2 separate regions of the Homo sapiens genome follow, and region 1 is linked to region 2. The links are chromatin contacts, found by Hi-C or POLR2A ChIA-PET in ENCODE. All regions are on one chromosome and are shown on one strand. The core of a region is the stretch at or near the end of the contact, and the rest is flanking DNA. Distances in the headings are between cores, read along the strand shown.

Region 1 (3,452 bases), core at 140-2,639, 380 kb after region 2:
GATGCCTCTGACCCTTCTCCAGTGGGCAGATGAAATATTGTAATGATGTCATGGGTTGATGAATTTCTGTGCAAATTAAAATTTAGATTTAAAACCATCTCAAAAACCCAAGAGGACTTTTTCTTAGAACTTAACATAATTCTAAAATCTTTCTGGAAGAATAAACAAGTGGGAGTATTGAGGAACATTTTGTAAAAGAACAATGCAGGGGGTCCGGGGCTAATGGCTCTATTACTAGATTGTAAAGGATACAATAAAGGAATGTGGTTCTTACACAAGATGGAACCCTACAGAAACCCACAGGGCCAACTACAAACAACGACATTATCTCCTGGGCCCTCCCAAGATTCCTATAATGTACACAGGGCCACATTTGATCTCATAGTATTAATGAGATCACTAGGGCTTATGTGGCTTCTTCCTCTCTGATTATTCATGTATTTCTTAAAGAGGCAGGGGCTTGAGGGCTCAGGGAAAAGCTTATGCCAGGGAACTATCTGTTTGGCTGCCAGCTAACATATTTCCGTTGTCAAAGATAGGTCCAGTCCCCTAAGAGATTCCTAGGGCTAATGCTCAGCAGTACCAAACTGCATTTTTTTTCTTTTACATTTTATTTTATTTATTTTTTTGAGACGGAGTCTCCCCCTGTTGCCCAGGCTGGAGTGCAGTGGCACAATCTAGGCTCACTGCAACCTCCACCCCCTGGGTTCCAGCGATTCTCCTGCTTCAGCCTCCCGGGTAGCTGGGATTTCAGGTGTGCACCACCCCCGCCGGCTAATTTTTGTAGTTTGAGTAGAGATGGGGTTTCACCATGTTGGCCAGGCTGGGCTCGAACTCCTGACCTCAGGTGATCTGCCCGCCTCGGCCTCCCAAAGTGTTAGCATTACAGGTGTGAGCCACTGCGCTCAGCCTCCAAACTCCATTTTTGCTGTGACTGTACTGCTTTGTGTCTGTGGCTTCTTCCTGAGACCCATGGAACCCTAGGCTTTGGCTTAGGATTCTAAGTGTGTATTCCCTGACCTCCTCTGCTTAGCCTCTCTTGTCTATCTCTGCTTCTCCTGACCTTGGCTGAACCTCTTAGTCTAAACTCTGTTTGCCTGACTCCTTTCTGCTTAGCCAAAATATAGGTCTTAGTAAGTCCCCTCTCCTGGTTTGCCTGAAATCTCATGAGGTCAGATGTGATGTTAAGCTGAGTCTTGGCTTTGAGTTGGGTGCCTGAGAGACAAACTAAAAGTGGTGCTCTCACAAGTCATCTTGCCCTGAGAGAGTCCTAAGGGCCAATGGCTTTGCTCTTCACTTTGCAGCCTAAACTGTCCCGCTCATGGGTGAGGGTGTGTGTGGGAGGGAGGCAGTTGGCCCAGGCTGGCCCACCTCCAAAAAGAGGCGGAGGAGGAAGGCTGGCAGCTGGAGGTTAAAGAGGAACTGCACGCCCCAGCTAATTAAGTCAGCCTGCCAACTGCTAAACAATCAGAGCTGGGCTCAGAAAACATATTTGACCTCTCCTGCCTTCAGTTCTGAGCAGTTCTCAGCAGTCTGTTTCCTAGTAGGAAAGTTGTCAGCTAAGGACGCATGCGGGCTGGGGGTGAGGACCCCTGAGTCGTAGGTAGTCCAGGCTCTGCCAGTGACTTGTAGTGTGTCTTGGTAATTGACTTGGGTAAGGCAATTTCGTTCCTTGGGCCCTGGTTTTCCCATCTATAAAATAAGAGTGTTATGGCTGGGCATGGTAGCTCACGCCTATAGTCCCAGCACTTTAAGAGGCCGAGGCGGGCGGATTGCCTGAGGTCGGGAGTTTGAGACCAGCCTGACCAACATGGAGAAACCCCGTTTCTACTAAAAATACAAAATTAGCCAGGCGTGGTGGTGGGCACCTGTAATCCCAGTTACTTGGGAGGCTAAGGCAGGAAAATCCCTTGAACCTGGAAGGTGGAGGATGTAGTGAGCCGAGATCGTGCCATTGCACTCCAGCCTGGGCAACAAAAACGAAACTCTGTCTCAAAAAAAAAGAAAAAAATTGGTGTTAAAAAGATCACAGTTCCCAAACTTTTATCACCAGTAGTCCCCTTTTCTTATTCTACTCATTCTAACCACAGGCCCTATGCTTTGAGAGTTTGTCTAAATTGAAATTGTAAGTCATTTTGCAGGCTTCCATTTTTAAGAAATTTTAAAAATCATGAGATAATTGACGAAAATTAATCTGCTCTACCAATGCAGTTTTTCAGTCAATACTGTGGAACCATATCTCTTAAAGGCAGAATAGGGAAGTAGAGAGAACATAGGCTTTAGAGGCAGATGAATTCTATACTTACCGGTTGTGTAACTTTGGGCAAGTTATTCAAACTCTCTTAGCCTCAGTTTGCTGTTGTATGAATTAAAACTAATACTTGTCAAATGATAGCTATTATTATTATTATTTGGGTTTGTTTTTTGTTTTTTTTTTTTTTGAGATGGAGTCTCGCTCTGTCGCCCAGGCTGGAGTGCAGTGGGGTGATCTTGGCCACTGCAACTTCCACCTCCCGGGTTCAAGTGATTCTCCTGCCTCAGCATCCCAAGTAGCTGGGACTACAGGTGCCTGCCACCATGCCTGGCTAATTTTTGTATTTTTTAGTAGAGACAAGGTTTCACCATGTTGGCCAGGCTGGCCTTGAACTCCTGACCTCTGATGATCCACCCGCCTCGGTCTCCCAAAGTGCTGGGATTAGAGGTGTGAGCCACTGCACCCGGCCTATTATTATTATTGAAAGTACCACATAATGATCCACACAGATTTTTAAAAACATTTTTCAGATCCATGATCTCATTTAATTCTCACTAACACCCCTTTAGGTATTATTATTACTCCTATTTTACAAATGAGGAAACTGAAGCTCAGAGAAGAACTAACTTGCCAAGGTCATGTGCTATGTCAGCAGAAGAACCTATCTCACTCTCACAATGGGGGAAGCCAGTTCTGGCTCAGGTGCCACATAACTCCTACCTACCAGTGCCTAATTTTGGACACACAAGTATTTTCTGTCCACGTTACTGACAGGCTGGCAGGCAAAACCCTCTGCAGCATTTGTCTGTCAGCAGTTCCCCAGCTGACCCATCCCCTGGCTTCACTCTCTTAAAATACAACCTAGCCAATATACTTGAAAGAATATTTGTCTGATGACTTCTAAATGCTTACAGTCTGAGGTTTCTTTGGGCTTAGTGAGGCTTAGCAAGGACAGAGAGGCTCCCTTGGAGGTAAGAGCATGATTAAGAGTGGAGGTTTTAGAGGGAGGTAGACTTTGGGATCTGCCACCAACTCATCACTTAGCCTTAACAATTCACTTCGTTTCTCAGAACCTCAGTTTCCTCATCTGTAAAATGAGGGAGTTGAACAGTATTGACCTCAGAGAGCTTATTATGAGAATTCAATGAGATCCTGTATGTACAGAGCTTAGCACAAGGTGTAGCACTAGTAAGTGTAC
Region 2 (3,453 bases), core at 482-2,981:
TGTTGATCCTCTTATCCCCAGTGTCTTCTGCCTGAAGGCCTATTTTGTCTGAGTTTTCTATAGGTACATCTTTTGGTTAGTTTTTCTCTAGTACACCTTTTCCCATCGTTTTACTTTTTGGTGCCCTTAGGTTTTAAATTTCCTCTTGTAAATAGCATAGAGCTGCATCTTATTTTTTCTTGGCCAATCTGGTCATCTGTGTTTTAAGAGGTGAATGTAAACCACATTTTCTACCTCTGGTTTTGTACTATATATTTACCATCCCTTTTACTTTGCTTCCTTTTTCTCCCTTTCTGCCTTCCATTATAGTTTTAATACCCATCACTACCCTTTTCTCTGCATTGGCAGTTATAGTTCCGTTTGTATTCTTTTGGTGATCCTCTTAAATATCTGAAATACACACCTGACTTTACAAAGCCAGACAATGCTCAGTCTCTTTAACCCCCTCTCAAATTGCCCTCTCAGTCTTCCATGTTCTTGTGTCTCATGCATCTTGTTTCTGTGGCCCACAAATTAATCATTATTATTCATATTGCATATTAAATGCTTGTTTAGATTCACATGTTTACCAATTTGCTCACCATTTTTCCATCTAATTTCTTCCTTTTGGGTTCCATGTCCTTGTTACTAAACTACATTCTTTAAAAATTATTTCGGCGGCCAGGCGTGGTGGCTCACACCTGTAATCCCAGCACTTTGGGAGGCCGAGGCGAGTGGATCACGAGGTCAGGAGATCGAGACCATCCTGGCCAACATGGTGAAACTCCATCTCTACTAAAAATACAATAATTAGCTGGGGGTGGTGGCAGGCGCCTGTAATCCCAGCTACTGAGGAGGCTGACTGAGGCAGGAGAATCGCTTGAACCCGGGAGGCAGAGGTTGCAGTGAGCTGAGATCGCACCACTGCACCCCAGCCTGGCGACAGAACGAGACTTCGTCCCCCTCCCCCCTCCCCCAAAAAAATGTTGATCTTCAGTCTGCGCATTCTGCTCTGGATTTTAAGCATCATTTCTGGCAGCTCTTTTTCAGGAACTGTCTCTGCAGGTCTTTCAGTGTTCGCCTCTGGAGCTCTGCTCGGGCCCGCGAGTTCTCCTGGCGTTGCCATCTGTGCCCTTTTCCTTATTCCCCATCACCTGTCTCTCTGGTGAGCTGCTTCCGATCAGCCTCCAGGTCCACGATTTCTCTTCTGTTGTCCTTTTCTGCCTTCTCACCTCATCCTCTGAGACCTGAATTTCGATGGCTCTACTTTTCAATTATATTATTCTTTTTCAAACCTGGGCGTTCATTTCTAGCATCCTGTTCTATCCTGTGTCTGACTGTGCCTCCCGCACCTTCTCCCTTCTCTCGCCCTAAGCCCCGTGAAGGCGCCGGGCCTTTGGCTCCGGCTGTTTCCCACGGCGCCCAGAACCGCGTCAGTCCTGACACAGACTCGGTGAGGGCGGGAAGTGGTGCCGTGGGGCTGCAGCCTGGCCCGCCCGCTCCATCGGCCTAGGGCGGCCCCACCGCCCTCCGGGCCTTACCTTGAGTTCGGGCTGCGGGAGAAGCTCCCGCGCTGCCCATGACGTCACGGGACTGTGACGCGCCCAGAAGCCCCGCCCCTCGCGTCCCGGTCCGCGGACCCAGGCTCTCTGCGCCGTGACGTCACGGGTCCGGGCGGGCGGGTTGTGCGTCGGCCCAATGGGAGCGGCGCACTGGCCTCCCCTTTAAGGAATGTTGTGACCTGACGTCACCGGGCGAGTTACCTCCCGCAGCCGCAGCCGCCGTGCTCAGCGCGAGCCCCGGAGCCCTTGAGCGCGAGGCGCGGAGCCCCCGGAGCCCCCAAACCGCAGACACATCCCCGCGCCCCAGAGCCCCGGCCTGCGCGCCCAGCCGGGCCCGCGCGATGCCCTCAGACCGGCCTTTCAAGCAGCGGCGGAGCTTCGGTGAGGCCCGGCAGGCGAGCTGCGAGCTCTGGGGCAGGGGTGCCGGCCGACCCCGACTGCCGCAGGTGACGTCAGCCCCGTGACGTCAGGCTCTGGCTGGACCCTCGGGCTGGGACCAGCTCCGGCCTGGGCGGGGGCTGCCCGCTTCCCCACCGCGATAGGTGCCAGGGGCTGTGGGGCCTGATGGCCCCGGGGGTGGGGGCTGGAGCTGGGGCGTGGCCGGGGGCCGCCCCTCCGGGACAGGCGGGGCGGACCTGGGCCGGCCCGACCCGGCCTCACGGTCTGGCCGCTGTCCGCAGCCGACCGCTGTAAGGAGGTACAGCAGATCCGCGACCAGCACCCCAGCAAAATCCCGGTGAGTCCCGCACCCCCAGCCCTGCCCCGCCCCCGCCTCGCGCGTTCCCGACACGACCCCCTGCCCGCCCGCCCTGCTCCCAGGTGATCATCGAGCGCTACAAGGGTGAGAAGCAGCTGCCCGTCCTGGACAAGACCAAGTTTTTGGTCCCGGACCATGTCAACATGAGCGAGTTGGTCAAGATCATCCGGTGCGTGGGCAGCCGCCGCCAGGAGGTGGCTAGGGTCGGGAGGGGAGCCGGGTTCCCGCCGAGAAGGGGTGGGAGTGGGGTCAGGGGTGATGGGACCGGGCGGTGGGCCCCTGTTCTGGGGTGGCTGGAAAGGTCAAGGTCGGGGCTGCAGTCGGTGTTGGGTCAGAGGTGACAGCTGGGGTGAGAATGGGTGTGAAAGGCTGGGAATCATTCTGGGGGTCAGGGCTATGTCCGTCCCGCAGCCAAGCCCCTCACAGCTGCATACTCTCCCGCCGGCTGCAGGCGCCGCCTGCAGCTGAACCCCACGCAGGCCTTCTTCCTGCTGGTGAACCAGCACAGCATGGTGAGTGTGTCCACGCCCATCGCGGACATCTACGAGCAGGAGAAAGACGAGGACGGCTTCCTCTATATGGTCTACGCCTCCCAGGAAACCTTCGGCTTCTGAGCCAGCAGTAGGGGGGCTCGGCCTGGGAGTCGGGCGGCCCCGGTCAGGCCCTGCCCAGAGAGCTCCTGGTTCCTGAACTGAGCTGCCTCTACCGTGGTGGGCTGGGCAGGCATGTGCCCCCCTAGTCAGAGGGCACCAACCCACCTACTCTGCCCCTGGGTGGATCCTGGGCCGGTCGTGTTAGGGTTGTCCCTCTGGGTGCTGGCTGGTGGGATGGGGGAGGGTGGGGAGCAGCTCCCAGCACCCCTGCTGTGTGGTTCATCTTTTTTTTAGGCCCCTGCCTGTCTGCCCATCTGCCCCTCACCCACCCGAGGCTCTGCCCACCGCCTGGACCTGCCCACCCCTGAAAGACTGGCCCCTGGCTCCCCGCCCCTCGGTCTCCACGTGGTGTATGGATCTGTGGTCATTGTCCCTCTGCAGAATAAAGATTGCTCAGGCCTGCCTGGCCCTGTGCCTCCAGCCGCTTGCTTGGGAGTGGGGAGGGTGCTGGTGGGGCTGCCCGCACCATCCCCGGGCTCTGGCGCACAGACTTGTGTTCTGT

What was found. A loop is a pair of places that touch in the nucleus more often than their neighbours do. ChIA-PET counts read pairs that join two places held with the same protein, here RNA polymerase II (POLR2A).
Region 1: a loop to region 2 is called in a map of GM13977, with 4 times the contacts of the local background. The contact joins the enhancer-like site here to the promoter of MAP1LC3A in region 2. A Hi-C loop is called at or near these places in 1 of 168 maps with a recorded cell type or tissue (GM13977). POLR2A ChIA-PET finds 5 or more read pairs at or near these places in 2 of 52 experiments (MCF 10A and OCI-LY7).

Annotation. Positions count from the first base shown.
Region 1 is chr20:34,937,247-34,940,698 of GRCh38, forward strand. The region is part of intron 6 of GSS (glutathione synthetase); the gene reads right to left. Among named protein-coding and RNA genes, the nearest start is that of GSS, 17 kb to the right of the region's middle. Within about 2 kb of position 1,390, at least 13 of the 41 ENCODE cell types and tissues checked have a DNase peak (open chromatin) inside an H3K27ac peak, as active enhancers do.
Region 2 is chr20:34,556,987-34,560,439 of GRCh38, forward strand. It overlaps MAP1LC3A (microtubule associated protein 1 light chain 3 alpha), which reads left to right and starts at 1,732. Exons shown (of 4, transcript NM_032514.4): 1 at 1,732-1,922; 2 at 2,222-2,277; 3 at 2,361-2,467; 4 at 2,750-3,359. The coding sequence starts at 1,883. The coding sequence ends at 2,912. RefSeq lists silencers at 1,434-1,523, 1,864-1,913.